Regions from separate parts of the Mus musculus genome. Here regions 1, 2 and 3 are each linked to region 4. A link is a loop called in an ENCODE intact Hi-C map of the cell type or tissue named here. Cell type or tissue: heart. All regions are shown on one strand. Each heading gives the region's core, and the rest is flanking DNA. Links, peaks and the distances in the headings are about the cores only. Region 1 holds the start of Rack1 (receptor for activated C kinase 1). Region 2 holds the start of Trim41 (tripartite motif-containing 41). Region 3 holds the start of Irgm1 (immunity-related GTPase family M member 1). Region 4 holds the start of Zfp62 (zinc finger protein 62).

The links. Hi-C counts contacts between places; a loop is a spot of excess contacts. Peaks named below come from ENCODE experiments on the same cell type or tissue, not always from the same donor. Only the 100,000 strongest peaks of a DNase experiment are listed, where the experiment ranks them.
Region 1: a loop joins it to region 4, with 6 times the contacts of the local background. A loop is called at or near these places in 14 of 42 quality-filtered maps.
Region 2: a loop joins it to region 4, with 3 times the contacts of the local background. A loop is called at or near these places in 12 of 42 quality-filtered maps.
Region 3: a loop joins it to region 4, with 3.0 times the contacts of the local background. A loop is called at or near these places in 6 of 42 quality-filtered maps.

The regions. Positions count from the first base shown.
Region 1 is chr11:48,795,898-48,803,655 of GRCm38, reverse strand. It overlaps Rack1 (receptor for activated C kinase 1), which reads right to left and starts at 3,296. Exons shown (of 8, transcript NM_008143.3): 1 at 3,084-3,296; 2 at 1,822-1,993; 3 at 1,236-1,383; 4 at 157-252. The coding sequence starts at 3,192. It overlaps Gm36109 (predicted gene, 36109), which reads left to right and starts at 4,253. Exons shown (of 2, transcript NR_166852.1): 1 at 4,253-4,275. Snord96a (small nucleolar RNA, C/D box 96A) reads right to left here and starts at 1,623; the gene lies at 1,547-1,623. It overlaps LOC115485831 (a small nucleolar RNA gene), which reads right to left and starts at 2,791; the gene lies at 2,724-2,791. It also overlaps Snord95. In heart, for the core only: no CTCF peak of the experiment used is centred there; DNase peaks (open chromatin) are centred at 3,335 and 3,595; H3K4me3 peaks cover 4,064 bases; H3K27ac peaks cover 4,259 bases.
Region 2 is chr11:48,813,456-48,821,213 of GRCm38, reverse strand. Trim41 (tripartite motif-containing 41) reads left to right here and starts at 3,823. Exons shown (of 6, transcript NM_145377.2): 1 at 3,823-5,371. The coding sequence starts at 4,559. It overlaps n-TVcac7 (a tRNA gene), which reads right to left and starts at 2,672; the gene lies at 2,600-2,672. In heart, for the core only: no CTCF peak of the experiment used is centred there; DNase peaks (open chromatin) are centred at 2,663, 3,763, 4,153, 4,653 and 1 weaker place; H3K4me3 peaks cover 3,086 bases; H3K27ac peaks cover 2,114 bases.
Region 3 is chr11:48,871,044-48,878,801 of GRCm38, reverse strand. It overlaps Irgm1 (immunity-related GTPase family M member 1), which reads left to right and starts at 7,382. Exons shown (of 3, transcript NM_008326.2): 1 at 7,382-7,708. In heart, for the core only: CTCF peaks have their summits at 1,696, 1,897 (motif pointing right) and 4,178 (motif pointing left); a DNase peak (open chromatin) is centred at 5,941; H3K4me3 peaks cover 110 bases; H3K27ac peaks cover 1,056 bases.
Region 4 is chr11:49,200,720-49,208,477 of GRCm38, reverse strand. It overlaps Zfp62 (zinc finger protein 62), which reads right to left and starts at 5,186. Exons shown (of 4, transcript NM_009562.3): 1 at 4,940-5,186. In heart, for the core only: a CTCF peak has its summit at 4,859; DNase peaks (open chromatin) are centred at 4,877 and 5,577; H3K4me3 peaks cover 3,506 bases; H3K27ac peaks cover 2,756 bases.

The DNA.
Region 1 (7,758 bases), core at 1,400-6,399, 400 kb after region 4:
CAACAAACCACAGTCCTAAAGTATTGCGATGAACCATAAGAAGCCAAAGCCAAACTAATGTTCATAAATATTCCAAATCAGAATGCATCACTATCTGAGAGGAATGGGAATACATTTGGGATTTTTGGCAGAGCTATGCCCTTGCTTGAAGCTTACCTTGACCAGCTTGTCCCATCCGCAGGAGACGATGATAGGGTTGCTGCTGTTCGGGGAGAAGCGGACACAAGACACCCATTCTGAATGACTCTCATCCTACAGAAGATGCAGGGGAAGGTTAAGGGGAAGCAGTCTTTCTCCCAGATTACAGATCTCTACCACACTTCCCTAGGTGGGACAACAGCAGTCTTCCACTCAGTTGGCAAAGCCACCTGAGGTCAAGCCCGCTGACATTTGAATCCTAAGATGACCCCCAGAGCTCACCCACTACTCATAGAGTACAGGACCAGGCACAGCTCAGAAACAGCCTCTGGATTTCAGCAAAGCAACTCAGATGGCATGTTGTGGTCATCACTGTTGGGCCTGGCTTGTAGCCCCTTAAATACACATCTCTAGGAGGTAGGTGAGAGACTTAAGATCATTTAACCCTTAGGGCAGTTTTAGTAGATATCTGGGTATCTGCGTATGTGCCAAGACCCTGCCCAATTTATGCCCTGGTTTGGGTTTCCATGGCCCAACCTAATATGGAATGAAAGGGGGAAGTACCACCTCTAGCTAGCCTTTTAACCCCAGCAGTTTAAAAGCACACCCATCTCAGCCAGATCTACACAGAAACCCCTTCTCAAACAAATAAAAAATTCTGGGGCTGGTGAGATGGCTCAGCTGTTAAGAGCGCTGACTACTCTTTCCAGAGGTCCTGAGTTCAAATCCCAGCAACTACATGGTGGCTCACAACCATCCTTTAACAAAATCTGATGCCCTCTTCTGGAGTGTCTGAAGACAGCTACAGCGTACTTAAATAAAATTCCAACGCCTGTAAGTCCCATGCCAGTCACAAGCCAGCATGCTTAGCTTAAAAATAACAAAAAACAACCCCAGACAGTCACAGGACTAACAACACACAATGAAAAGCTAAAGAGGCAGTCGGTGGCACACAGCTTCACCCCAACACCTAGGAGTCAGATCACTCCAGGCCACCAGGACTACCTAGTGAGGAACCCACCTCAGAAACAACCCAAGTCCCCAGGGGGCGGGAGGTAGCCCTGAACATGCTGTCCCTACCACCCTTATCCCTTTACCTGGACCGTGTACTTGCAGACACCCAGAGTATTCCATAACTTTATGGTCTTGTCTCGGGACCCAGAGACAATCTGCCGGTTGTCAGAGGAGAAGGCCACGCTCAACACATCCTTGGTGTGGCCGACAAATCGCCTTGTGGTGGTGCCCCTAAGAAGGAGAACCTGGTCACTTTCTAGACAGGTTTTGTCCATCCAGCTAGAGCCTTTTCCTAGCTTCATCCTTGCCCCGTAGGCTCTATTACCCCACACAGTCCACACGTGGCTTAGAACCTACTACTAGCCTATGTCATGTCTGACATGTATCAGAGAACCCATTCAGAATTGCAGGACATGTCCTCATTCCCTTGTGGGGGATTGGTTGACAATGTCGTCTTGTCATCACTAGGATCCTCTATTACATCTGCCAAATGCCCATCTAAGACAACGTACAAGATGAGACACTTCATAGGTACCCAGTTTAAAACAACACCCCCAAATGTTGCTTTACCCTCTACAAAAGGACCAATTACCAAGGGGAGACTGCACCCCGGCGAATCTACCTCAGTTCTGCCCACTTTCCCCCCAAGATTCCAAAGCAGCTACTTGCGTTGTGAGATCCCAGAGGCGCAGCGTTCCGTCCCAGGAGCCCGAGAGGGCAAACTGACCATCAGAGGAGATAACAACATCACTAACGAAGTGGGAGTGACCTCTCAGAGCACGCTGTGGTATGCCATAGTTGGTCTCATCTCTGGTCAGCTTCCACATGATGATGGTCTTGTCTAAAAGGGTTGGTAAAGGTTGGTATAAGCCTACTTACTGTGCACCATTTACAGTCTTAAAGTCACTGGGGCCAGTAAACGGGACAGAGAAACTTCAAGTTATAAATAAAAGAGGCTTACTACTCTACAATATCAAGAGCTGTAGATCTCAGCTGTAATGTGAGACTATGGGCACCACACTTCCTGGGATTGAGACTTAAGTTCCACATTCAAAATGTATTTTATTTAAAGTGGCTCCCTACATACATATGTGTGCTACCTGTGTCTATGGTGTTCAGAAGTGCGTGTCAGGTCTCCTGGAACTAGTTTCAGATGACTGCAAGCTACCATGCAGGGTCTGGGAAACTAACCCTAACCTTAGTCATCGTCCGGGCCCGAGACTAATTAACAGCAGAAGCACCACTTGGGTGTATGTAGGCTGAGCAGAGACAGCCTTTCCCGCCTGAGAGTTACTGAAATAAATGCAGCCGTTATTGTAGCATCAGACACAATCCTAGCCACGAACCAACTTACACAGAAACGGACAATAATAAGCCTAGTATTAGGTAGGAGAGAAAATGAGCATAATTTTGGGGTGGGTAGGGAGGAAATACACATGAAGATACATCATTAAAGAAAAAAAATCATTAGTTACAAGAAAACCTAGGGCGGGACAATCAAGTCCGGAAATGTGGGGAACAAGGCATCTACAAAGTTTACCCACTGTCTATAGTTTAGGGCCAGGCGACAACAGCTCAGAAACAGCCTCTGGATTTCAGCAAAGCCACTCAGATGGCATGTTGGGGTCATCATTGCTCCGCCCGTCTTGTAGCCCCGTAAAACTACTTAAACACATCTCCAGGAAGCAAGCGAGAGATTTAAAATCGCCAACTTTGGGAGGTGGGGTGTGAGTACAGTTGCGCGACGTGTCTCGGTTTCCGTTCATGTGTAAAGGGTCGTCCCGGTTGGGGCCCAAGTTGGGGTATGCACGCCCCAACTAACAACTGGGTTGGGGAATGAACCGAGCCAACACGCGCGCCACTTGCTTAACCACGAGACTCTCATGCAGTCCCCAGGACACCGGGTGATTTACCCGGCATGCAGCCCGTACCTCGAGACGCAGACAGGATCATGTCCGGGAACTGCGGTGTGGTGGCGATCTGTGTTACCCATCCATTGTGGCCCTTAAGGGTCCCGCGAAGGGTCATCTGCTCGGTCATGGCTGCAGTTGATGCGAGGGTCGCCGCAGCGACAAGGATGGCACCGGATAGCTCAGAGAGCCAAGCACCACAGCGGCTGCCACCACGACCCTGTGGAGAAAAAGAAAGAGCGGCCTCCGCCGGAACCGGAAATACTCGGAGAGCAAGGCGGGGATTCCCATGATTCACTGCTGCTCAAAGATAGCTGCACTGAGAAGTGGGAGGAACTGGGAGAGTAGGTCTCAAGTATCGTCGTTTCTTCTGCCACGCAACCTAGTTTGGCAGCGCTGTACAAATGCATTCTGAAGCCAGATGCGCCAGGGTTTTAGAAAGGCTTCTCGGGAGATTAAAGCATGCCGTGGAAGCAGAAGTGGGGCTGAGGGCACACAAGCAAACTACAGTGGCCTCTCCGCCCTTACGTGGCAGAGACGCGGCTCCGCCCTTTCCGCTTCTGTTCAGTTCCTTGGTTGGAGACCCCGGCTCCAACTTTGACTTACGGAAGTACAATTAAAGTCGCAATTAGAGGCGTGTGCCAGCAAATCTGGCCTGTTTGTTTGTTTTATGGCAAAATTTCATGTAGCGAAGGCTAGTCTTAAACTGGTTGTGTTGCCAAGGATGGTTTTGAACTACCGACCTGCTTCTGTCTCCCAAGTACTGGAATTATAAACCGAGCCGCCGCCCGGCGAGGCTATAAAGGAGGAAGTGCTGGGTTCAGATTTCTGGGGATTCTGTTGGAAGCCCTTTCTGTGCCTCTGATCATTCCCCAGAAAAGCCTGCTGGTCTGTCTTGTGCTGCCCTGAAAGAAGTGTTCCCGGACGGGGAAGCAGAGGAACACGGATAGCCTGGCAACCCGATGACCTCAACACGTGTTCAAATTTTGTAGTGTTTCCAAATGTCACAGATCTGGCCTTAAAAAGTTTTAACTGTATGTTTTAAAGTATTTGTGTGTGAGTGCGCTTGTGATTGCCACAGAGCACTGGCTGAAGTCAGGAATTTTCTCTCCTGCCATGTGTGTTTGGCTACAGCCGATTTGTTCAGCTTCACTTTTTTTTTTTTTTTTTTTTTTTTTTTTTTTTTTTTAAGGAGCACACACAGGTCAGGAAGGTAAGCAACCACTAATGTCTATGTGAACTAAAGGATACATTTAATTATTTATTTTAGTGCTATGGGTTGAACTCCCACATGCTAGGAAGAGTGCCTTACAGAGTTAAATCCACCCAACTCCCAGCCTTGTTTAGTTTTTGTTCGTTTTTTTGTTTGTTTTTTGTTTTTCGAGACAGGGTTTCTCTGTGTAGTCCTGGCTGTCCTGAAACTCACTCTGTAGACCAGGCTGGCCTCGATGATGGAATTCATCACCACATTCAACCTTGTTTCGTTTTGATTCAGGATGTGCATAGCTCAAATTGGCCTTAAATTTATGATCTCCCTTCCTCAGCCTGCCAAGTAACTAAGATTATAGCCCTAAAACACCAAGCCCTAGGTATAAGTATTTGTTTTTCTTTCTTTTTTTTTCTTTTTTTTGGTTTTGTTTTGTTTTGGAGACAGTGTTTCTCTTTGTATCCCTGGCTCTCTGTAGACCATGCTGGCTTGTTTTTTTCTATTCGTAAATTGCATGGAATTTAACTTCTCCTCCTCCTCTTCTTATGTGTTTTGTTTTTCCAGACAATGTGTAGCCTTAGCTGCTCTGGAACTTGCCCTCTAGACCAGGATGGCCCTGAAGTCCGAGTTCACCTGCCTCTGTCTCCCAAGCGCTGGGACTAAAGACATGCACCACCATCATCCAGCTGAGTTTAGTTTCTTATCTGTGATAAGAGATTGAAATTAGTACTTATAAAATATGGTAGTGCGGAGAATAAAGGAATATAGGAGACTAAGCATGGTGTCAGAGGTTTGGGATCCGAGTGTTCAGGAGGCAGAAGTAGGAAGATCACTGATGTCACGGCTGACCTAGTCTATTTAGTAAATTCCAGGCAAGCCAGCTTAGGTCACAGATAAGAACCGAAGGAAGAAAGAAGCCGGATGGCCATTTTGTTTTGTTTGTAGTTTACGTCTTATCATGGTGGGGTAAGACAGTGAGGTTAAGTTTGGAGGGAAGCCATAGGCAGATGTGAAAGCACAATATCTTGTGGGTATCTGGGGAATAGTTCCATTGCAAAGGCTTTTGGCTGGGATCCGTAGGCCGAGCAGTGAGAGTTGCCAGAGTTTGCTGGGATTAGGGGACCTTAGCAAGGTGCACTGGAAGGCATTTGGAAAGGAAGGTATATGTTAGGTGAATGTTGTGTGAAGTTGCAGCCCCCTGTGGTTGCTCAGAGATGTAAAAACCAGGGTCTCTCAATTAAGACCACTTGCTCTGCCGGCCTGTTGCAGACTCACCCGTTGTAGTCTCGGTGGAATATGCAGGGTACTACCCTGGATGTGTTCTTTCACAACCAGAGGGATGCCTTCTTAGCACCCCAAGGTTTTACATCATCTGTCTCTTTGGTAGACCCAACTGGCTGTCTTTCATTTTTCCAAGCCTTAAGCCATTCTTGTGTTTCTCTGGTGGTTCTGGAAGTCACCTGTCCTTTCTTACCCTAAAGCTAGTTTGCTGCTCTAACTAAAATTAAGTGGGTCACGCTAGCACTTGGCTATCTCTGTACTACGCTATGCTACATAGAGAGGTGAGCCACTACACCCACATACCAGCTTCCTTAGTGAAAACTGACTTTCCATTTGAAAAAAAGATGCCATTCTTTTTTCTTCCGGTCTGGGGGATTGAATCTAGGGTTTCTATCTTGCTAGATAAGCTCGCTGCCAGGGAGCTACATCCTAAGACGCCTTTCTTCCTTTCTTTCTTGCTCCCCCCCCCACCAACCCCCCACCCCTGTTTTCCTTACCTCCCTCTTTTGCTTTATTTCTTCCCTGAGACAGGGTTTCACTGTGCAGCTCCCTGGCTGACCTTTACCTTCCTAGTATTTAGATTATCGCCATGCTCCACCAAGCCCTGCTATCTGCTATTTTTCGTAATCTCTGCCTCGGGTGTCCCAAGGAAACAGCACATTTCTGAGATAGCACCAGAAGTCTGAGTTTAAAATGAACCCTTCCCAGACCTCCTGGGATGCCTGAGATGGGACTGCTGTAGATCCTTCTCCCAGGTGTAGGTTGATGGCGGTGTGTGTGTGTGTGTGTGTGTGTGTGTGTGTGTGTGTGTGTGTGTGTGTGGTGGGGGGCGGTGGCAGGCAGCCTGGCCCACATAGACCCTGTTTTCCACAGAGTCCCTGCTTATGACTTAGGTTATTCTGCCTCTTCCCGCTCAGGAGCCACCCTCCTTCCTAGGCCTGCAAGACGGGGCTGAAGTTTGAGACTGAAGCTGCCTTCATCTTTCCATAATCTTCCAGCTCCCGTCCCTTGCTTTCAGATGTGATTCTGGCAGCATCTCATTCCAGGGGGCCCTACAGGGAGAGTCTGGGGGTTGTTTTGGAACCCATATTGGCCAAGATGGTGATGCCAACTATGGGACATGGAGAAAAGGGGTGTGAGAAAAAGTGGGTGACCAGATTCTTAGTCTTCCTTCAGTTCCTTCACAGAAACTAAAGAATATATGTGCAGGCCATTATGGCCGCTGGAGGACAACGGAGCCTAGTGGGTCGATCGTTTTGTAATGTTGCTGACTTCTTGAGGTGAAGCTTGCCTCAAAAAACGAAACCTCTCAAAAAGAAACCTGTCTCAAAACAAATCAAAACAAAAAGCCCACAAAAAACCAAAACCAAACAAACCAAGATAATGGCCCAAACCTTCCTCCTGGCTATGCAGATTCCTGGCGACTGGTTTCATTTGGTCCCTATGTGGTCACACCCATCATTTTCTTCCACACAGGCTTTTTACAGATCATTTTTCTGCCTAGAAAGCCCTCTATATCCTACCATCCTCATAGACAAACCTAAATTTCCTTGGCTCTCACCTGAGGTTGCCGGAAGTGCTTGGTGACCTACAGATCAAGGTCAGGTTCCTTAGGCCCTCTAATGGCCATGCGTGAAGTCACAGGTCCCAAGCCCAAAGCACACTTACTGGACTCTTAAGGGCTTCCTTCATCAATGTCCTGGGGATGGGCATGCTCTGTTTCTGCCCACATTTTGTATTCTCAGTACCATGTTGAGGGCTTGGCCTGTAGAGGATTCTAATCTTCATGGTCGCCCTCACAGACTTAACTACTAAATGGCAAAATAATAATAATAATAATAATAATAATAATTCCCAGATAGAGTGGTCAGCATGGTGCAGAGTCTTGGCTTTGAGAACTTTGAGACAGAGAAGCCCTAGATAGGCAAGGATCACTAGTGAGGAAAGTGTGGCTAAAGAGTCAGACTGAATTTTGTCCTGAAGCCTCAGCTGATTCTAGAGAGAGGCTTGGGATCTTTTGATTCTTTATAAAATCTAAACAATGAAACTCTTGGCCTATAGTAGCTAACCCTCTTCTCTTTTTTTTCTTCCTCCTCCTCCCTCTTCCTCCTCCTCCCTCTCCCTCCTCCTCCCTCTTCCTCCTCCTCTTCTTCCCTCCTCCTCCTTCCTCTTTCTCCTCCTTCCTCTTCCTCCTCCTCCTCCTCCTCC
Region 2 (7,758 bases), core at 1,258-6,257, 390 kb after region 4:
ATATCAGGCTACCCAGCATTCAAGAGGGCAATGGCCATATCATAGTATGCATACATACATAAATATACATACATATATACATACATACATACATACATACATACATGTGTGTGTTTTTCTTTTGTGGTGCTAGGGATTGAACTTGGGGTCTCATACATAGTGCCAAGCATTCTGCCAACATACCAACCTTTAAGTCATCTCTCACTAAATTGCCCAGGCAGGACTTAAAGTTGCCTATTTCCACCTCTGTCTCCCTAAGTCGCTCTGAGCTCCCATGGATAGCTAGGAAATTTGTAGTTGTTGGGGCAGGGTGGTGTACTCAAACACTTCTTCACAACCCAAAAGGAAAAACTGAAACCAAACCAAACCAAAACTGTTTTTAGGTGTGGTGTAGCTCAGCCCCTTAGCACACACCTTTAATCCCAAAAACAAAGGAGGAAGTTTTACTGGGAGAGTTTTACAGAGACAGGTTGAAGAGAGAACAAGCTAGACACAGGTAAAGACAGAATGAGCCAGAGGACGAGAAGGAGCCAGAAGGTTAGAAAAGATTGCTAGAGTTAGTTTAGGCCAAGCAGGGCAATTCAGAGGCCAAGAAAAAAGCCAGACTGACTCAGTCAGCTGTGAGAGGAGTTTGAACCAGAACAGCTGAGTTGAATCAGCCAGTCAGAGATGAGCAAGAACAAGAAAGGGTGATTTCCTGTCAGGCAAGTCTGACAATCAGCCAGTAAGCCTCAGAAACTGAAAACATTCCAGGCCTAGATTAGATTGTATGGAGGCTGGAAGCTTCCAGGACTAGGCCTAGCTTAGCAGGCAGAGGCAGCAAGCCTAGGAAACAATTATGACAGGAGAATAAATGTTATTTTTACAAGTCTGTCTTTGCTGAGATGTTGCCCTACACATTGCAATCTCCACTTTGCCACCGCACATAAGGAAATCTAGAAGTATTCTTTTGTTTTGAAAAGCTCTAACGTGAATATCTTCAACTCCAGGAAGTTCTCCATTAATGTCAAGTGAGATAAGCCCACAGTCTGTTCCTTAGTCTTGTAGATACGACCCCAGTTTTACTTATTGGTTGTCTAGGTCTTCCCTACAGACAAACCAGGCCACTACAAATCTGACAATGACATCAAGTTACTGATTACACGTACTAGACAAAGGATAACATCAACCTTCAAAAATGTGTCAAAGGTGCAGCTGGGTTCAGGAATGGATGTATTACCCAATAGGGTGACCATAACAAGAATTAGTCAGAACTTGTAAAACAGGCAGATTTCCTCACATGGTCCTAAGAACACACATTCCTGAAAGGTTGCTATGACTATGGTCTTACTTTGTGTATGGATAGAAATAAGCTGCTGTAAATGTAACTTGTATTCACCTGATGTCATTGTCATCTCCGAGGCTTACTGCCTCCTTCTGCTAACCTAGGCCTATTTCTGGAAGCTTCTAGCCTGTTTTCTAGGCCTAGAATGTTTTCAGCCTCTGAGACGTACTGCTGACTAAGCTCACCCTTCCCAGCTCTTTCTGATCTCAGGAGGGCTGGTTCAACTCAGCTGTTCTGGCCCAAACTCCTCTCCAAGCTGACCGATTCAATCTGACTTCTCTCAGCTTCTCCTGAATTGCTCTGCCTGGCCTCAAATTAACTCTAGCAATCTGTTCTAGTCTTCTGTCTCCTTCTCCTTCTCTGGTTCATTGTGTCTAGCATGTTCTCATGTCATTCTGTTTCTCGCCCCTCATGTAGCCTCTCTTCTCTCTTCTCATGAGTGCTGGGCAGACCCTGTTCTGTCAAATCTTTCTGATTCTTCACTTTATCTGTCACCCAATTAGACATCACTTTCAGACATGGCTGCTTCCTTCTACCCTCTAACTTTACCTCCCTCCGTTGTCTGGGATTAAAGATGTGTGCTAAGGGTGTGTCTATATTCCATCCAGAGGGATTAAAGGTGTATGTTGGGACTGAGCCACACCACAACTAGAAAAAGTTTTCTTTCTTTCTTTTTTCCTTCAGTAAACAACACAATCTCTGGATTCACAGTGTGAGCAGATATCCTGCAACACATAATTTAAAAAAGAAAAAAGAAAGAAATATGAGCTAGAGTTGAGGTTCTCATCACACGGAACAGCTTTCCTGACTAGAACTGCAAGTCCAAACCTAACTGATGGTTTGGAAGCTCACAGAGATAGGCCTTCAGGCTCTTGGGGTCCTAGGCTCATTAGCCATAGGCTGGCCACCAGCACAGCTAGTCCTGATATCTGGGCATATCTAATAGGTGGTGAACTGGCTAATGATGATCAGCCTCCTGGAATTTGCCAAATGGTACCCATTTCTTACTTATCTTCCAGCTTTCCAAATTAGTGGTCTTTGTCCATCTTTGTAATAGTGAAGACAGCATAGCACTCACTATCTTGCTTTGGTCACAAAAGTGCTTCAAATCGTTGTCCTTTCTAAAGGACGTTCATCCCATGTAGTTTTAAGAACCCATTGCTTGTGATTAAGAGCCTCGTGCTTTACCAGTTTTAATTATTACAGTATTATGAAAATGTCACTGACGTCCAAAAGTGCCCTTGTCTTGGAGAGGTAAAAACGCAGTCTAAAAGTTGTTTCCGCCCGGTTTCGAACCGGGGACCTTTCGCGTGTGAGGCGAACGTGATAACCACTACACTACGGAAACTACACATTCTAGGAGGCAACTGGGAAGTACTTAAAGCTACAACTGGACAGACTTACGTTCACTTCTTAAAACCAGACTTGCTCCATGGTTTGTTCAGTTGGAGGTGCTCTGAGTCACGGTACCCAACTAAATCTGGGCTGCGCTCAGAGGATATGGTGCGTCAGTTATTTATGACCCACAAACAAAACAAGCAAAAAACCAAAACCAAACAACCGCACGAGAAATGCTTTGGATCTACAGGGATAGAATTCTCTCATAAACAATTTCCATTTCGGATGAAAAGACATGAAAGGTATGCACGGCCCACATAAAGTACTAAAGTTTGAGTAAACCCATAGCACTTGAAAAATATGTTTATTTAATGAGAACACACAGACTTGTCTCAAAACCCAAAGGACTATGTTTTCGGAAAAGTGTCTTTACTGGCCGGCCAGCCTTCCTAGAGAAATTCTGTTTTCTTCTATAGACGAGAATATGGTAGAGTAGCTAGCCCTTAACCTCTTTACCAGATACTAGAAACCGTTCTGACCGTTTTACATGACGACATCCTCACAAAATCCTGTGAGGCAACAACTCTGATTTGTTTTATATGATTTACGTTATATTACTATATACTTTATATAGCCATTCAGAGTACCGAATACACTTAACGTTGCTTGCCCTCCTATATATACTCCAGTGTTCAGCCACCTTCACTTTTTAAACTTAATTCATTCCAAAGATTCTCTGTCATATAGTTGAACACTGTTGCATTTAATATGGATGTGGATATTAATAATAAATGATGGGACAAGTGACCGGTTGGCAGGATTTGGTTTTGTTTTGCTGGCTTGCTTTGACTGGTTGGTGGTTGTTTTCTGGGACAGGGTCTCACTTTGTAGTCCAGGTTTGATAAACATGGAACTTGCCACAGTTCCGCGGCCTCTGCCTCTACAGTGCTGGGCTTGCAGGAGCGCTGTGGTCCGCCAGCAAAGTGGCAGTTCCTAAAGCCGGCGAGAAAACGCCCAGTCCAGCGGGAGGGCGGAGCCTTTCGCTCCAGTCCCAGCCGGTTTCGTCAGGCTCCGCCCAGAATCCCGCTCGGAGGGACCCCCGGACTCGCAAACGAACGAACAAGTTTCGGGTCTAGAGGGGCCGGAAATATGAGGACGCTGAGCGGGCCCGCCCCTCAGCTTCCGGCACTGGTCCTGGGAGTCCCTTCTGCAATCGTCCGTGCCTGGTCGGTAGGATGGCGCTAGGCCGCTGCGGTTGGAGCACGGAGAACAGGGCGCTGCTCAACGTCCTCGCCACCCTCCGCTGTCCGTTCCCGCTGGCAGGGCATGGGGGCGCCTTCCGCTCCGTACGCGTTCTTCGCGGCCAGTCATCACCGAGACGTGGGCCTCCGCCGTCCTAGCCCTCCCGTCCTGTTCCCGAGTGTCAGCTAGAGCGTCTCCTTCTCGTTTCCGGTCGCTCTGCAGCCTGGGGCGGGGCGTGGGAGAAGGGGGCGGTGCCTCGCCGGGAACTCGTGAGTTCAGGTAGTGCGGAGACGCCGGAAGCGTTGGGAGGGAGGCCGGAAGCCGGGGGGCGGGGCCAGGAAGTGAGGAGGGGCGGGGGTTTATGAGCAGGCCAGGGGAGCGTTGGGGCAGATTTGCACTCAGGTCCACCTGAGCGGCTTGTCGGTGGGGCTCCCCTCTGTCCCCTCCCCTCTGTGAGACACGGTGGTCGTCTGGGGGTAGGGGACTGTGCGTGGCGGGGTGGGCTGGTCGGAGGACATTCCTTTGGCCTTGCCGCAGGCAAGGTGCGGAGAGGTTGGGCTCGGGGTGGGGACGGGGCTTCGGGAAAGGGAGACCCCCCCGCCCCACCCCCCGCTCCCCCCACCGCACTTCTACCCTGGCTGACTGGACACTAAGATGGCTGCCGTTGCCATGACACCCAACCCTGTGCAGACCCTTCAGGAGGAGGCGGTGTGTGCCATCTGCCTCGATTACTTCACGGACCCGGTGTCCATCGGCTGCGGGCACAACTTCTGCCGAGTGTGTGTAACCCAGTTGTGGGGCGGGGAGGATGAGGAAGACAGAGATGAGTTGGATCGGGAGGAGGAGGAGGAGGAGGTCGGAGAGGAGGAAGAAGTGGAGGCTGTCGGGGCTGGCGGGGGCTGGGACACCCCTATGCGGGAAGAAGATTATGAGGGTGACATGGAGGAGGAGGCCGAGGAGGAAGAGGAAGTGTTCTGGAGTAGTGGTATAGGTGGGTCTAACTGGGACAACATGGACTATGTGTGGGAGGAGGAGGAGGAGGAGGAGGAGGAAGAACTGGACTATTACTTGGGGGATGTGGCGGACCTGAGAGGGGAAGATGAGGACGAGGAGGAGGAAGTGCTGGAGGAAGACGAGGAAGAGGAGCTAGACCCGATCACCCAACTGCCGCCACCTCCAGCCCCTCGGAGATGCTTCACTTGTCCCCAGTGTCGAAAAAGTTTTCCTCGGCGGAGCTTCCGCCCCAACCTGCAGTTGGCCAACATGGTCCAGGTGATCCGTCAGATGCACCCAACTCCTGGGCGAGGGAGCCGTGTGAATGAACAAGGCATCTGTCCGAGACATCAAGAAGCCCTGAAGCTGTTCTGTGAGGTGGATGAAGAAGCCATCTGTGTGGTGTGCCGCGAATCCAGGAGCCACAAACAGCATAGTGTGGTGCCATTGGAGGAGGTAGTGCAGGAGTACAAGGTGAGTAACACAGGGGCGGCAGAGTGGAGTCAGGATGGGGAGGAGAGAACGGGGACTGGGGATGGACGTGATGCCGGTTCTCCCAGCAGGACCTTGCCATTGGAAAAATGGTTCTCCCCGTCCAAGCACTGACTTCAAGGTGGGTAAATGAGAAGGATCCTCTAACTGGCTCTGTGGCTTAGAGACAGGCAGTGCTTCACTCCAGTCCTATTTTCTTCTGGGTGAATCTTAAGTCTTATCCATGACAGAGCTACTTCAGATGGGAAGGAATGGAGACCTAAAAGAACAAATGAAGGGTCTGAAACCGGAGCATAGAAATAACTAGTGTCAGGTTCCAAACACTTGTCTCTCAGCGGGTCCCACACTTATCCTAGGCTATGAGCTTCGTTGCTTTCTCTCTGCACCCAGTCTCATGTATTTACCAGAAAAGAGAGAGGCTCTTAGGGCAAGACGTCTTGCTCAAGTTTCAGAGTGTCTTTGAACTTTCATTACCACAGGCATATGGCCACCTTTTATAGATTATCGTTTATAATTCAGAGTCACTGTGAGTTTGATGTTTGCTATTCTCATTTTATTGATTGGGAAGCAGGTTTATGTTCTGAACTTGGAGGTTTATATGTTGTGCAGCTTTAGAGATAGACTTTGATGTGACCATCCTCCTCTTGGGGCCTACATCCTACTTGGATATTTTAGTTTGACCTTTCTGACCTGACTGTTCTTGGAATGTAATTTCGTTTGGTTAACTGTCTGGCTCTTTATTTCCCTGATTCTTTGGACATATGTGAAGGACGTTTATCTATGAAACAGCCAGCACAGATAGAACTATCTTCAGATTTGAGTCAGGAACTAGGAGGAGAGTGGAGCCTCTGTTTGCTGGCCCAGATCTTTGTTGTTTGTGATTCAGTCAGTGACTTCATTTAGGTGATCATCATCACCTCAGCTTAGAGACTAAGGCTTCACAGCTCATTGTCCGTTACTAGAGTAGGTTTTTAAAACTACAGTGGGCCTTATTGCAGAAGTCCAGAATCAGTGAGAGGATCTGTAGAAAACCTAAGATGGGCATGGTACAGCAAGCCCCTCAACTGAACGCTTGGGAAAGTGGAAGCAGGAATATCAGTTCAAGGGCATCCTTGACTACATAGCAAGATAGAGGCCAGACTCAGTTCCTGAATTACACGAGACTCACTCAAAAAAAAAAAAAAGTTATTTGCCTGTTTATAGTCTTTGAGACATGGTCTCTCTCTAGCCCTTGCTGTCCCAAAACACCCTATGTAGACCAAGCAAGTCTCAAACTCAAAGCCTTTGCAGGTGTGAGTGTAAACCCCATGCAAAGGTTAACAGACAACTTTGGGAATTGATTCTTCCTTCCACGTTGTGGGTTGAACGATGGAGCTTATCTTCAGAGCTGAACTATCTTCCCAGCTCAGAGAACTTGTACTAAAGGAAAAAAGGGGGAAAGGGAGGGCAGGAGTGATAGCATGGGCTTTAATCATAGAACTCTGGAGGCAGAAGCTGGCAGGTTTCTGAGTTTGAGGTCAGCCTGAGCTAAACAGCAAATTCTATGTCAGCGTGGCTGCATAGTGAAATCCTGCCTAAAATACAGCAAGACCCTGTAATAATCTATTTAGATTCATGTTTGTAATTTCCTGTCAACTTAGACAAATATTAAGTGGTAAATTTAAGCTTTGTAAATTCTGAATTGATGGAGTAGAAATGACTGATTCTACTAGTGGAGAAATAGCAATAATATCAAAAGGCATAATTTTGTATATATTGTTTTATGGAATGACTGATTTATTACTCCAGTAATACTTTCCACAACCAGTTGTGTAACAATTGCCTTTTGTACTCAGGGTCAGTTATCTTTTTAGTTCATGGGTCATTATCAGGATGTCACTGGCAGCTTACAATGTAGTTAGCAAATGCTGGATAGCATTTACTGATCTTTTGCCACATGTTAGAAATTTTGCTAAGTTTGCTATCTGTGAGGTTGACATTATTCCCATTTTAAAAGAGGAAATGAAGCATGGCTTGCCTCAAATTACTGAGATGCAGTTTTGGTTCTGCTTGGAGCGAGGCTCAAGGCTCATCCTGCATCTTCCCCTAATGAAAAGGAAGGAACAAGTCAAATGTAAAAGACATTAAAAAGATAGAGTAAAAGGCAGCATTTGTTGTCTGCAGGAGAAAGGCATGGCTCTAAATGCCTGGGATAGGAAGCTCACGTATCTGACGGCTGTTAGAACTGTAACTACAAGAAGACAGCGCTTTTTGTTTTCACGTAGTGGGTAATTGAATGGGAAACACAGCAGCCAGCCAGAGCATAGAAACGAAGGAAAGTGGCAATCCCAGCACTAGGGAGGGAAGTAGGAGTTGAGAAGTTCAAGCTC
Region 3 (7,758 bases), core at 1,350-6,349, 330 kb after region 4:
TTTGAGGAGAAGGGAAGTAGAATGTGCTACACAGATCTAAGGGAATCTCTACTGTAACACCCTTCTTTTCTTTACAGAGCTACTCAGTGTCAGAACCATCCACAGACAATATCTTGGTTACTGTGAAAGTGTTAAGAACTCATGAGCCCCTCCATCTACACCACCCATAGACTAGGAATCTCAGGATGGGACTGAAATATGGTGTTGTCTGTTTGACGTTCCGCTTTGACTCAGCTTGAGTATTTTATCTGCATTGAGAAGTCAACTCCACAGGCAGACATAAAGTCAGTCTTTTGAGCATTGTGGTAACACAGTGGAAGCTTTTCAAATTCCCTTTTTACCAACTTCCCAACACATGCCTTGTGTGCCACTGACATTGTTGATCATGAGGAAGCATATCAAATCTTTCTGGATTAAAAAAAAATCAATACACTAGTTTTAGCTCATTCTTTCCTCCTGCTGGACAAATGGGGTCTAAAACCAAGAATTTGGTCTATACTAGCGTCTATGTTCACAAAAAGCCACCAAATTTTTAAATTCATAACTACCAGGCTGGTTCCCATAGCACTAAGTTCCTTTGATGGGGACTCTGTCAAGATCAGCAAGGCATGACTACATGGAACGACACACAGGAAATGCTCCAGGGAATATTAGTCACTATATTACATAAGCTACTAATTTTATTTGGTGAAATATAAAGGGACTTTTGAAAGATTTATTTATTGTTTTTATTTATGTATATGTATGTATACATCATATACATGCAAGTGTCTGAGGATTCCAGGGGGCTTTGAGTTCCCCAGACCTGGAGTTACAGGGAGCTATAACCCACTTGATACAGGTGCTAGGAACTAAACGCTGGTTATCTGGAATAGCAGCAAGTGCTCTTAACCATTGAGCCATTTCTCCAGCCCATAAATAGCCTAAGTTATCCATCTGGAATAGAATATCTTTAATGCAACTCAATGGAACATGGAAGAATAGGCCAGAGTGCATGGTTGAGTGGTGAATTCTTTTTCCCAGGTGTGTTCATTTGGATCTTTCCTGTGTGAAATGGATTTCTTGTTGTTGCTATGGCTCATAAGACTATAAGGTATGCTGCTCACAGAATCGAGTCACTTCCACATCCTAGAACACACATCCCCTTCCACCGTCATGCAACCCCAGTTATCAGTATGCGGGCCTCCCTGCCTCCTTCCCCTAAAATCGTCTGTTGTGCCTTAGTATGTGGAGCTCTTGAAAGGTCTCCCCACTCTTATCTCCTACCTTGAGCTCTAAGAGCTTCAAGGAGGGGGTATGCATGGGTAAATAGGTGGAGCAAACTCATAGACATATGCGCTGTTAAATGCATGGCAGTCTGGTATTGCTAAAAATACTATAGGCTACAAGCCTTAGGTTTTCTTCTTAGTTGGGCGAAATTGGTTTAGTTAATTCTCTCTCTTACTGAATTTAGTATCTATGTTGGGCCCACATTCCATGAAGGATGTCTCAGGAAGGTCAAACTGCATAGGGTGTCCACTTTCCAACCTGTGTCATCTGAGATAATTCTCCAGAGTCTGTAGCATATTGATGTTGACCTTGTTGGTGCTCAGATATGTTGTGTGCCCATTAGTCATTGGAGATAGGCACAAGTGTGTAAGATCTTGGTTATGGATCACAGATAAAAATCTAACATTCGGGCTGGAGAGATGGCTCAGCAGTTAAGAGGAACCATATGGTGACTTACAACCATCTGTAATGGGGATCCGATGCCCTCTTCTGGTGTGTCTGAAGACAGTGACAGTGTACTCACCTACATTAAATAAATAAATAAATAAATAAATAAATAAATAAACCTTTAAAAATAACATTCAAACCCACAAACTCTACTGTTCCTATTCTCTTGTAGAAAACACTAGATGGGGTGCTGAACAATTGACAGTCAACAGGTGGCACTGTATTGGCTTTAAACAGAAATTGCTCAGACACACAGATTTAATTGGAAATGGTGAGTTTGATCATAGATTACACCCAGAGGGAAGCAAACATGATGACTTGTTAAAAGAATGTGAACAGAGTGAAAAATAAATTTCAACCTAGTTTGTACCACATTGACTACCATGTTAAATAAAATAAAATCATTTTACCTTTTTTTCTAATAAGAGAGAAGTGCTCATTAAAATTTTGACCAGTAAGGGCTAGATAGATGGCTCTGCAGTTAAGAACAAGTGCTGCTCTTCCAGAGGACACAAGTTCAGTACCTAACACATCAGACAGCTCACACCTGCCTGTAACTCCAGCTCTGGGAGAATCCATCACCCTCTTCTGGCCTCTGCATACTGTATTCTCATTTATGTACAGGGAGGAATGATATGAAACACTGCCTTCTGAACATGGCATAGCTTTTGTAACTAAGAACCCACAGCAGTCATAGCTACCTGCACGAGATGTGCACCAGACTGGGAGCTTCGACATCCCATCAGAGATGGGGAGGCTTACAAGGTCCCAGTCCTCATCCCAGGTCCCTTACAAGGTCCCGGTCCTCCTCAGGAGCTGCAGCAGTGTCATAGTTGCTGGAGGAGGAGAAGTCATGTCCTCGGGGGTGTAACCCCTGGTATGCTGTTCTTGCTCAAACAAGCAGCTTCCACCTATGCAAACAGCCTTTTTAAAAATGGAGTGAACCACAAATAAAAACCATGAAAGTAGAAGGGGGACTTACATAAAAGAAGGAGTTTACTGGGAAAGGAAAGGGGATAAGAAAGGAAAATGGGGGAATATGATTACAATACATTGTGTGTGTGTGTGTGTGTGTGTGTGTGTGTGTGTGTGTGTGTGTGTACGTACACATGTGTGTGTATGCATGAATATGAATAAATGTGTATATATGTATGTGAAATAATAAATCAACTTAAAATATTTTTTGGATTGGAATTGGAGAATAAAGTGGAGAAGAAGAGGGAAGAGAGAAACAAGGAAGGAATACTGGGAGAGACAATCAAAACCAAGGGTCATTTGAGGGGTAGTATGGAAACCTAGTCCAGTAGATGCTTCCTAAAATACACACACACACACACACACACACACACACACACACACACATGAAGGTGATCTAAATGAAATAGCCATATAATGGGGGAGGCAGAACCCTAACTAGATCTCTCACGTCACCAAATGAAGCCTCCAGTACCAGGAACAGATTCTCTTTCAGGGCTGGAGAGATGGCTCAGTGGTTAAGAGCACTGACTGCTCCTCCAGAGGTCCTGAGTTCAAATCCCAGCAACCACATGGTGGCTCACAACCATCTGTAATGGGGTCCCAGGCCCTCTTTTGGTCTGAAGACAGCTACAGTGTACTAATACATAAAATAAATAAATCTTTTTTAAAAGGGAATAGATTGTTTTCAATCAAAGAGTGACCATTTTTGAGTGACCAGATTGTATTTGGTCACCATAATTAGTTCAGAAGTCCTGACTTGATAAGAGAAAATGACAAAGCCATGGTAAAACTTGTGCTGGTTACAATACCTGAAAGAAACAACTTAAGGAAGAAAGAATTATTTTTGACTCATGGTTTGAAAAGGCTAGAGTTGGTTCAGTCCTTGGCCACTTGGCTCGTGCTTTTAGGGAGAGCTTCGTGGATTTGGGGGCATGTGGTTTAGGAGACTGTTCAGCTCATGGCTGACAAGAGACAGAGAGAGGTAGAGACACAGAGACAGAAAGAGACAGAGAACAGCTTAAGATGGTGTACCTTCACTTCAGGACGGAGGCTTATAAAACCCAAGAACCTAAGGAAACTTCAAGAACCTTGAGCTCAAAGGCTCAGACTCACAACTCCCTTCCCCACGCTTAGACAAGCAGTAAACCCTTGCTGGGAGAGAGGAGCCATCCTTCTGGAGTGCCTGCTGCAACCAGTGCAGGAGCTTCCAAGGATGCTGTGTTCCTGAGTCCTGGTGAGGTTGGGGTGGGCTTATCAGTGAGGTCACTGCCCTCAATCACCCAAGCTTCTACAAAGAACCCCAAACTGTTTATTGGTTGACTAAGGCAGACTTGGAGGAAATGTCTTTGCTCTATCTGGGGTGAAGAGATGACTCTCCAGAAAAGACACACGACTGAAGCCTTCTCTATCACCATCTCTATCTACGCAGCTCTAGTAGTGCGAGAGGAAATGGAAAAGGGAACCAGGGTGACACCTAGCGGCTGCTTAGGAAAGAGTTTTTTTTCCACATGTATTCTTTTGTCAAATTTTTTGAGACTTCCATACATGAGTCTCCATTCACACCATTTCCTTACCTGCCTTTCTCCCTCCAATCTCTCCCACATCCTCCACTTCTGCTCAAATTCCTCTTCTTCTTTAATTTGTATTGTTACACACACACACCCTCAAAACCCTGTGAGTCCATTTAGTGCTCCTTGTAGGAGTAAGTGTTTAGGGTTGATCATTTTCACTTGAGACTACATAATAACCCATAATCCATCAGGAGTCTCATCCCTAGAGAAGATTAATGCTCCTTGAGAGAGAAATGTTTTTAATCTGAAATATGTGAGCCAGGGCAGAGTGAGTCCAATATTAGAAAACCAAAATATTACATGAGAAAATATCCCACTTTCTATGCCTTCAGAGAAAGGAGAGGCAATTAGTCTGCATATGCAAAATAATCTGTGAAGATGTGCACACTCATGCACACGCATGCACACACATGCACACACACGTGATTTTTAAAAGAAGATAAAGAAAGACTGCTTCACCTCAATCGAATTATGCCATGAAGTACTGAGAGAAACCACCTCCTCCGAGTGAGGTCAGAGTGCTGAGATACCTCATATATTTTGCAGCAAAGACTTCCCATGTCCAGGATCCAATAGCAGGCCACAGCCTGGAGAGGGCAGCTGCAGAAAGGATAAAATCCTTGCCGAGCCCCAACTGTCAGCTACTTGGTTTCCTTGTACGAGTCAAAGTGCAATTCCAGATACTGAAGAACTGAGGTGTGTCTCTGTGACAGCTGGAGGAGATAAGTCGCCTCTGTGGGTGCTTTGTGAGAGGAGGAGGAGGAGAGGAGCCGTATGAAGCCCTATCTCTGTCCCTGTGGGAGCAGGAGACCAGGAAAGCCCTTTCAGTCAGAGTCCTCTGTGCTGCAGCCGACAAGCCTTTCCTGTGTGAGTTGGAGTCACAGATAGGAACAAGGCCCATGAGAAGCCAAGTGCTGCGCTTGAAGCTAAGACACCTACACTACCCCTGACAGAAATACTGGGGCTCTTTTTTTCAGTCACAAAGAAAGTAGCAGATGATTTCATTATCCTAGCACAGTAGTGAGTACAAGACTCTGTAGGCTCGGTGACCTCAAGTGTGTGTGTGTGTGTGTGTGTGTGTGTGTGTGTGTGTAGATTTATGAGTGTCTGTATGTACATGTATATGCCTTATTATGCAGGATAGGTGTGAGATCGTGATTGACAGGTCACCAGCTATGTCCAAGACCTTGGTTCCCAAGAGTGAATCTCCATGAATCTTTCTGTAAGGAGTAACTAACATGGTGTGGCGATTAATGAACTGTACCAGGGTCTCCCTGCTGAACAACAGGGTGAAAAGGCAAGTCCCCACACTTCGGTGTCAGAGAAAAGTAAACAGAGAAATGCCTATACTGTGCTTTTGTAACTGTTGACTCTTCCTTTCCTTTCTACAGTGAATGAATGATTAACCAGAGTAAGAACCTGGTACTAAGACAGGATCTTGATTAACTCAGCCTTTGCTCGTCTTGATAGTTCATGCTTTTAGCTCCAGCACTCAGGAAGCAGATGCAGGTAAACTCCGTAAGTTCAAGGCCAGCCTGGTCTACACAGAGAGTAGGTTAGGGAAGCCAAAGATTCTCGGCCAGTGACATTTTTAAGGACAGACCGCCTGTGTTCTGATTATTGACTGTGTACACACAGCATCCTGCCCTGAGGAATCTTTACCTGACACCCAGTTATAACAAACCCTGCTGTGCCCAGCCTCAGTTCCTCCGCAGGAGCAAGAGCCTGAGAGAACTAACTCTGAGCTCAAGGGAGACCCTGGCCCTGGGGAAACACAAAGTGCTGAGTTGAAATGCTGGCTCACTGAGACAGAAGGTTCCAGAAACTCTCTTCCTGGCCTTCCTGTACTGTGCTCAGACCTGTTCCTGTTTGTTCTTATAGAAATCACATAAAGAAAGCAGGACATACAGATTGTCCAGTCTCTCAAAGACAGACATTGAAACTAGCCTGCTTTCTCCTCAGGCTTTGAGGAGAAGCTGAGGGCTTAGAGGAATCAAACAAGGACAGATCCTGGCTATCACTCAAGGCCTCCAGTTCATTAAACAACAGCTCACACTTGTTCCTCTTCTCAGCAACTCAGTCTTTTCCGGTAAGGAGAAAGAGAAAGCCACCAGCGCCGGTAGAGGATCACATTACTGGTCACTTGGAGGGGTGACAAAGGGCTCCTTGTGACCAGAGGATCACATTGCCCAAACCTCTGGGCAATACTGAGCCTGTAATGGGCAGAAGTAGAGTTTGGAACACTGGTTAGTGCCTGTGTGAGGAGCCGCCTCATTCCTCCTGGCCCAATCTGTCTCCCTCTCGCAGTGACTATGGAACAGGCTCAGCTCTGCCCCTCTTTGCTGTGCAGTAAGAACTCACCGGTAGGTACAGAAGAGCAGCAGAGAGAATAACAGCCGCCCGACACTCTGAAAGCTACTTGGCTCCTCTTCGCTGCCCCCTCTGTCACTGTGACCGTGGCCGGTTGCTTTAAAAAAAAAAAATTCTGTTTTTCTTCATGAAAACGTTACACAGGGGTCAGTGCTTCTATGCCATGGTCAAAGCGTCCAGCCCCTGCGTTTACTCTCTAATAATCTACCTCCTAGATCTGAGGAAAATGAAGTATGTCCCCTCTCAGCTCATACCCTCTTCCCTCTCAAACACTAACGAGGACAAGAACCCGATTCTCGACTCCCTGGTGCTCTGACATTCTCCTTTATATAGAGAGGTGTGATTAATCAAGTGAGCCGGCAAACGGGGTAAACGATCATACAGAACAAGGTCTCAGTGCAGCCTCCAAGCTCGGGGTGGCCTGAGGTTGCTGGGTCTGGAGGTTAGCATTGCCCAGGGCCAGCATCTCCACAGGTGGTATCCACGGAAAGAAGTAGCAGGTTCAGACACTGGAAGGTCTGACGCGGGGCTGGCTGTTAAAGTCCCTAAACAGACACAACTCCAACCCCAACGCCCCCACCCTCCACTTCCACCACCACCTCCAATCCCTCATCCCGACCCCTGTTGACGGTGAGTCAGCACAGCAGGGTTCTGCTCCTCTTTGAAGACTACTATGCAGCCCGCCCAGCCTAATCCTGAAAACTAGCCTGTTTCAAGAAATAGAAACCGAAACTGATTCTCAATTCGAGTCCGTCCCCCCCCCGCTCCCCCGCTGGGCCCAGGCAGGCATATCTCCGGTCTAGAAAGTGCAGGACAAAAAGCAAGGTCTGCTCGAAGACCAGAAGCTGAAAGAAAATCCACGCGATCAGACCTCCTCTTGGTTCGTCTCCTCTCAGAAGGACTCCAGACCTCTGCATCTCATCTCTCAACATCCGGGTCTATATTCCAGTTTTGGATCTCTACATAGGGAACTTCTGCCGGAGGACAGCAACGTTTTTGTCCTAGGAAGAAAGGGGTGACGTTCCAGGAAGGCCACTAACATCGAATCACACATAATAACTCCTCTGGATCAGGTAAGTAAAAGTCTCTTAAATGTAGCTTGGCCACCCCCAATCTAATATGA
Region 4 (7,758 bases), core at 1,780-6,779:
CTGTACTGTAGTTAGGTAAAAAAAATACCTATCCTTCAAAAAATATCCTGAGATGGCTCAGCAGGCCTTTGGGTCTGTCAGGACCAACCTGGTGGAAGAAACAAATTCCCACAATTTGTCTACTGACTCCCACAGGTGTGCTGTGCACAAATGTGTACATACATACAAATAAATAATTGAAATTTAATTTTTAAATTTAAAAACATACAACAATATATCTATGGTTGATGGACTATGATGTATTAAGTTATCCTCAACTTGGGGGGAAATGCTTATGAACGCAAGAGGACAAAATTAAATAAAATATTAAGAACGGGTGAATATGAATAAAAGTTTCTTTCACTATTTTTAAAATTTATTTTAATGTATATGAATGTTTGCTTATATGTATGTGTGGCTGGTGACTGAAGAAGCCAGGAGTTGGATACCTTAGAAAGGAAGATAAAGACTACTGTGAGCCACCTTTCAGGTGCTGGGAACTGAATCCTGGTCCTCTGAAGAACCAGTGCTCTTAACAGGTGAGCCATCTCTCTATCCCCCTTCTTTTGCTGTTGTTATTCTTAGAATTTTTCTGTACATTTATTATTTTCAAATATAAAGCTTTTAAAATATCAAAAAAAAAAGAAAGAAAAACCATTTAGAACTCCATCCACTCCGCTTCCCTTGTGTATTACCTTCACCATCCTGTTTGTTTAGTGGCTCATCTCCCTTTAAGCCTCATCTACTCAAGTGGATTTCTTTACCTCAGAGCACACTGTACTCACTTTTTCTAGATAAGGTGCTTCCTTCCCAGAGCTGCTGGTGTTCAGATGTGCCTGCTCCCCTCATTTAATCTTTCCTCTTGACTCTGCAGAACTACTCCCCTCTGGACAGACAGCTCTGTCTATATATGACCTCTATCACTCCTAGAAGCTGTCTGTTAGAAATGTATCTTTGGTTCAAAACCTTTTATCCAAATACAGATAGATCCTATTATCCACCCCATTGTTCTGTCTTCTTCTCTCATTTGCATGCAAAGCATCCTTTAAGGCTGATTTTATAGTATAAACATCAACTTCTAGGCCTTGACTCCTGCCCTCTAGAATCTTTCTGCCTTCATTCTTATCCCCATCCAATTCTTCCTCTAAGAGCTGTTAAGAATAAAATGCATACTTGATCATTTTCTCATATAGTTTAACACCTTATTAAAACAAAATTCATGCTTAATTAATTGCCAATATAATATAAAGCAGGTGTTTTCTTAAAATATTTTTGTTTTGTCTTTGAGACAAGTCTCACAATGTTACTGGGGTTGGCCTTGAACTTGAAGTCCCAGACTCAGAGATACCAGGTTTAGCCTGTCAATTATCTGGGATTACAAAAGTGTGATACTGTTCCTGGCAGGAGATAACAAGGCCATGGAGGCACTGTCTTTATGTTACAGTGTATTGATGCCATTATTGTGGGCCTGGGCTCCTCATAAAGAAGTCTTACTAAGGTTCTCTCTGCTTTTCTGTTGTATGCTGCCTTCTACCACGTGAAAACAAAAACAAAGCAAGAAGGTCTGAGGACATGCCAGCACTTTAACCTGGGACATCTCAGGCTCCAGAACTATGAGCAGTACGGTTTTTGTTTGTTGTAAATTACCCAGTTTGCAGGATTTCTCTCCTCCCGACTGCTAGGATTTCAGGTATATGGTGTTACAACTCTAAACTTTTCACATGGGAATCTGAACTCTGATCCTTTTGACAAAAAGCCATGTATTCAAACTCACCATCAATTACTTGACAGACTGAATTATTTTCATTATCCTTAGTCACTTCATTTCCTTGGGGAATGTATGATTGGCTAGTAACTGGCCTCAACTGCATGAACCACAAACACTTTATTTGCCTTCACAATCTAGTCAGAAGCCAAAGTTTCCTTAACTCCTTGTTTAAGTACAGGCTATTTGGCTCTTCCAATAGTTCACTCAATCAAAAACACGGGCATCAGTAGCATAAATGCTGTTAGCTTAGCATATAAGGCAACTGAGAATGTGTAATAAGATATACTGCCATTCTCATGAACATACCATTAAAAGGGTATAAGCTGATGGGCAGTGGTGGCACACATCTTTAATCCCAACACGTGGGAGGCAGAGGCAGGCGGATTTCTGAGTTCCAGGCCAGCTTGGTCTACAAAGTGAGTTCCAGGACAGCCAGGGCTACACAGAGAAACCCTGTCTCGAAAAACAAAAAACAAAATAAAACAAAGGGTATAAGCTATAAGTCCTTCTTAGCTTATTGTAGACAAATGACCCAGTAGTCTGCCTACTTGCTGCTAGATAATATCAAAAAAAAAAAAAAAAAATCAAAGCTAAAATAGGCTGTTATGTAATGGTACTATAGATGTTAGGAGTATATATACTTTTAATGACAACTAAAATAGAGTAAAACAAACGGTGTCAGAAATTTGCTTTAAAATGCTTCAACCAAGAATAAATAAATATATCAGAATCCTGAAACTCTGGGCATACAATTCACTGTACTACCTCTACTTTGCTTAATATATATATATATTATTCATATATATATATATATATATGAATGAAACGTCACTATATAGCACTGGCTGGCCTTGACTCACAGAGCTCCACCTGCCTCTACCTCCTGGGACTAAAGACAGCACTGCTGCCACCACCACTACTAATCAGTTGGAGAACAGACTAAGAAGGGATAAGAGAACCAAGAACTAGAGTTGCAAGATGAAGTTATAGTACAATCAATAAAATGGATGTGGTGGCCATCATGTGTTGTCCCCCATAACACAGAACAAAAAGGTTTTAATTTCTCAAAACTAGATGGGAAATCTCTTGAGCCAGTTTCTGATAGACAGAATGACCTTAACCATCTGTGAAAACATCTGTGGTAACATCAGTGAAAAAGCCAACCATGAGAAAGTCTCTATCCCTCATAAATTACTTAAGACTCACATTTCTGGCAATTTCTGTACTTTTTCACATTCTACTGCTAGGTTCTACAAAAGTGCAAGCAGATATCAAGAACCTTCACTTTACTACCTGTTCTGGACAGCGAGGAGTTAGTTCTCAAAAGCTGAGTCAACTCACAAGAGAGCACTCTTGGTTTAGTGGGAAGTGACGCCTACAGTGGGGCTGCAAGAAGAAACAGGTGTGATATACCTGCAGCTACTTTGAATTTCCAGATTTCAACTGTTTCCCATAAGGGAGTATCCTATATGTCAAGTGTGGTACAGGGCTTCTGTAACTTAAGCTCTTAGGTGCCATATTTGGTGACGAGAGGATGAAAGAGGCAACTCAAGAGCACTCAGTGGAAGAACGTGCGGATGGAGGATGGAGTCTAAGTGATATGCTGAAAAGAGGACGATATGTGCTTTGGTCATTTTTTGCATTTAATTTATGAGAAGCATATGCAAATGGTTAACAAGATTTGTTTCTATTATTTAAAAATTAGGAATAAGGACAGGAGGGATTTTTATAATGAAATATTCTCATAGTAGTGAAAGAGATACTTTTAGATACTCCAGCAATAAGGGAAGCAAGAGAGCATGAAGGGCAGTGGAGAGATTTTTCTGAAGCTAAGGGCCCACTCAGAGATTAGCTTGAAGCAATTAGTGTAGCCCATTTAACTGAATGCAAAACAACAAAAAATACCTTATTAACCTCAGTCCCTCTTAATTTCAAAATCCTTATCCTAATACAGAATCATTCCACATAATACCATTTGGCAAAAAACACTAGAAACAACTCAAAGATTATCAACTGCAGTCTAGAGATTTATCTAAAGCATCCTTTAAAATGGCCAATCTGCTACATGTTTGTAAAACAAACAACCCACCCGTTTCCGTATGAGTTCTGTAAAACAGATTCAGTAAAAGAAACAGAGAAGCAGGACTTATTATGCTACCACCTGTCTGAATAAAAGAGGAACGACTTATATATTTGCTAGTATTTAAATGAAGAAGTCCTTAAAGTCTACTCAACATCTTAACAAAAGTGTTTACCTTTTAAGGTAGGGCCCAGAACAACCTTTGAGAACAGTAAAAGAAAATCTTGTTTTCATATTTTGCATTAAATTTTTGTTTTTTAAAAATCTTTGTATTTTAATGCCTTGGACACGTGAGCATTACGTATTCAAACACACACACACACACACACACACACACACACCCCAGACAAAAGCGCACACACACACACACACACACACACACACCCCAGACAGACAAAAGCTTCAGGCGTACACAAACGGTCTTGGCCATCTAGACTAACCATCTTAAGATAACACACTAGCCGCGGCTCTCTCCACCTGACCTTTCTTTCTTTCACACCGCTGCCCCAGGACTTCCCCAAGCGATCACTTGGGTTCAAGTGCCTTCGCTGGCTTTTCCCTAGGCCAACACTTTCTCAGTTTGCGGTGGGGTGGGGGTGGGGTAGGGCAGATGGCGGCCTCCGGTTGCACCCACTGCTCTACAGATGAGTTTCTCCTAGGAGAGGGCCAGGAAGTGGAGAACGGTCTGCTTCCAGAGCCGCAAGTGTCTCTCAACACCTCTCCCCCACCAAAATGACGGGAAGAGGTGACCGAATCAGGTCATCTCCAAGTCTCAGAAACAAACTTAACCGCAATCAGGGCAAATTTTTAGGCGCTAATAATCGGGATTCTCCTCTTTCTAAGCCCGAAACGGCCATGACAGTCAAGGAACACCGGGGCGGACTCTGGCCCTTCCTCGGCCCAGGGCCTGCTCCGATGGCAGCCTGCCCGCGCGCCGGGCCCGAACCAGGGCTCTTCCTTCCCCTTCACTCCTAGAGGACGCTCCCCAGGGCGTGTGGAAAGTCACGCTCTCCCTCCCCCACTAGGACCCGCCCGGGACCGGAGGGCAGAGAAGGGAAGGGCGTGGCGGGCCGGGGAGAGGCGGGAGCGTCGGCAGCCCGGGACTCACGTACTGGCTGTGGCGGCACCGCGGGAGCCCGGCCGCCGGCGGGACAAAAGCGCGGACTGCCTGGCCGGAAAGACCCGAGCCGCAGGGGCACTTCCGAGGCCGCTCTGGGAAGCTGGAGGACTGACTCGATGGTCGGGCTCTGATCGCGCACGTGACCCGCAGTTTGTGGGTGCTCTGCTGGCCTCCTAATCCCGGCTGGTCTGCCCGGAGAGGAAGGGGGTTCTAGTTGTCTTGGACTTTTATTGCAATTCCGGGGTGCATTGGGGGCGGGTATAATCAAGTGGTGTGGTAAAATAGATACTTCACTTCCTGCTTGTGAAGCTGAGCTCATAGTTAACAAGCGAGGCTGGGGAGAGTCTTAGGAGGGAGGGCTGGGCTCCTGGGAGAAAGCGGAATATGGGGGTCCCATACCCCTTATTTCTAAAAGACCCTCCTCTCCCAAAGCCAAGACCCTCAACAAAGCTCAAATTTCCAGGAAGCCTGCTATTCGGAGACTGCAGAAGAAAAGTAACTGTCTCTCTCCCGGATACCAGCAGCTTCGTGTTTGTTTTCCAATGAGGACAAGCGACAGAGGTGAATATTTACTTACCAAAGCAGACCTGGCTCCATGTTGGGAACAGCATCTGTCCCAACCAGGCATACCCTGATCTCAACTTCCCAGCCCAGGGGCTGAGCTGCCCTTTCCCCCAGAGGTTCCTCCCTATATAATCTAGAAGTTTTGGTCACTCTTGCTTGCTCTTTTTCTCTTCCTTTATCTGAGTGCACCCCCCCCCCCCCCATGGGGACTTTCCTGGCCTCAGTCCTCGGAGCTAGTGAACTCGCCCACAGGAGAGCAGCTTCTCCGTAAACCTGCCTTTAATCTAATCTAACTTGAATTGGCTCCTTTCCGTGGTGGCAGAGAAATAACCTATCACAGCTACCTTCCCCGTTCTGCCTCTAACAAAATCCCCCTCACCCTCCCCCACCCGTAACTACAAAACTCCAGTTTAAAGCCTGTAATCTGCACCAGTCTACTCCTGTTTTTTATATCTTTGTAGGCAAGCCCTAACTCACCTTAATGACTTGGAAATGTAGAAGGAATGGCAATTTGAGTGTAGTAGTATCTCGACTGCATTTGGGCACTAAGGTCTATGCATCTCTAAGGTGGTCAGGGCAAGTGGAAAGTCTGCGGTAATGTCCAGCAGAGTAGGAAAACAGTGAAGCCCAAGATGGAGCAGGGTCCTAGGTCCTTGTCAGGCCAGCAAGCAGCAAGTTATGGAGAAGAACATGGACAAGTTAGGGGTTGTTGGGGGATTCTTCTACAACCCAAACAGTAGCTGAGACACAGCTACAAGTGCTTCAAATGTGACCAGTGCCACTGAAGACCAAGTGTCTAATTACATTTCATTGAAATAGCCACATGAGTGCTAGGATCCCACTTACTGGATAGCACAACTCTGGGAAGAGCTTTGGGCACTTCTTTGAGGCCTCTAGAAGAGTCCATAGTCTAAATTAAAGGCTATCACATTAGGCTGGCCTGCTCACATTCCAAGATTTTGGATTTTTGTTTGTTTGTTTTTCCTTTTAGATAATTAAGTATAAAAATAATTATATCTGGATTGGGACACTTTTATTTAGTAAAGGATAGCAAAGGATCATAAAGCCTAAATAAATCATCTTGATTAGGTAACGTTTATTGTGGACAATGTTTTTATTTTCCACCATGGTTTTTGTTATTCAGGCAATTTTTTTTTTGGCCTTGTATTCACACACACACACACACACACACACACACACACACAGAGAGAGAGAGAGAGAGAGAGAGAGAGACATAGACACAGACAGACACATAGACACAGACACACACACACACAAACACAGACATTCACGTGGACACACAAACACACAGAGACACACACAGAGTCCTTTTTTTAGCACTTGTCCTTTGGAACAGCTACCAAGACTGTCTACCTGTTGTATAGCTACTATGTACATTTGGTGGCTAATAAACACATGCAATATGGCTAGTATGAACTAAGATATATTATAAATGTAAAATTGGCACTGGATATCCAAGCTAAGAAAAAAAAAGAATAAAAACAGAATAGTTACCTAGTGATAACCACCATTTATATAAGATCCCACACACTTTTTTTTTTTTTGAACAAATTCTTACTCTGTAATTCTGGCTGGCCTCAAACTCACTATGTAGATCAAGCTGGCCTTGAATTTACAGAGATCTGCCTGTCTGTATGCTACCACACACAGACTTCCTTCCTTTTTCTACCACCAGTTGAATGGATTTTTTCTTTTTTAGAGTGTTGCAATCATGCTACCTATGCACTTTTTAGTGATTTAAAATATAGTGTTATTCATTATGATTTCTCATAATGCTGTTTTCTGTGTTGTTCTGTTGAATTAGAATCTCATTAGCCATTCTCCTCTTGTTCATGTATGAAGTGCTTCCTAATTAAGTGTATAAAAACTAAATTAGGTCTATAATAAACAATACTGTACAACAGTTTTTCTGTATGCATCTTGGACAAAGAGAGGACATTTTTACAAGTCCTAAAATAAGGACAGTAAGGACTGGGGCACTAGAGAGTGTGGCAGGGGAAACAGTGAAAGCAATGAGAGAGCCAGAAGATAACTACCTACCAGTTACTATCATTACTTCCTGTTGCAGCTGGATAAGAAAAAAAAAAACATAGAATATAAACACTGCAAAGCAAGCATATAATTATCCTACTTTCAGATAACAAGATTTTATTTTTATTGAGCTCAAGGGAATTAACTTGGAAAACCAGAATAAACAATGAGACAACACTGTAAAGTATGTGTTTT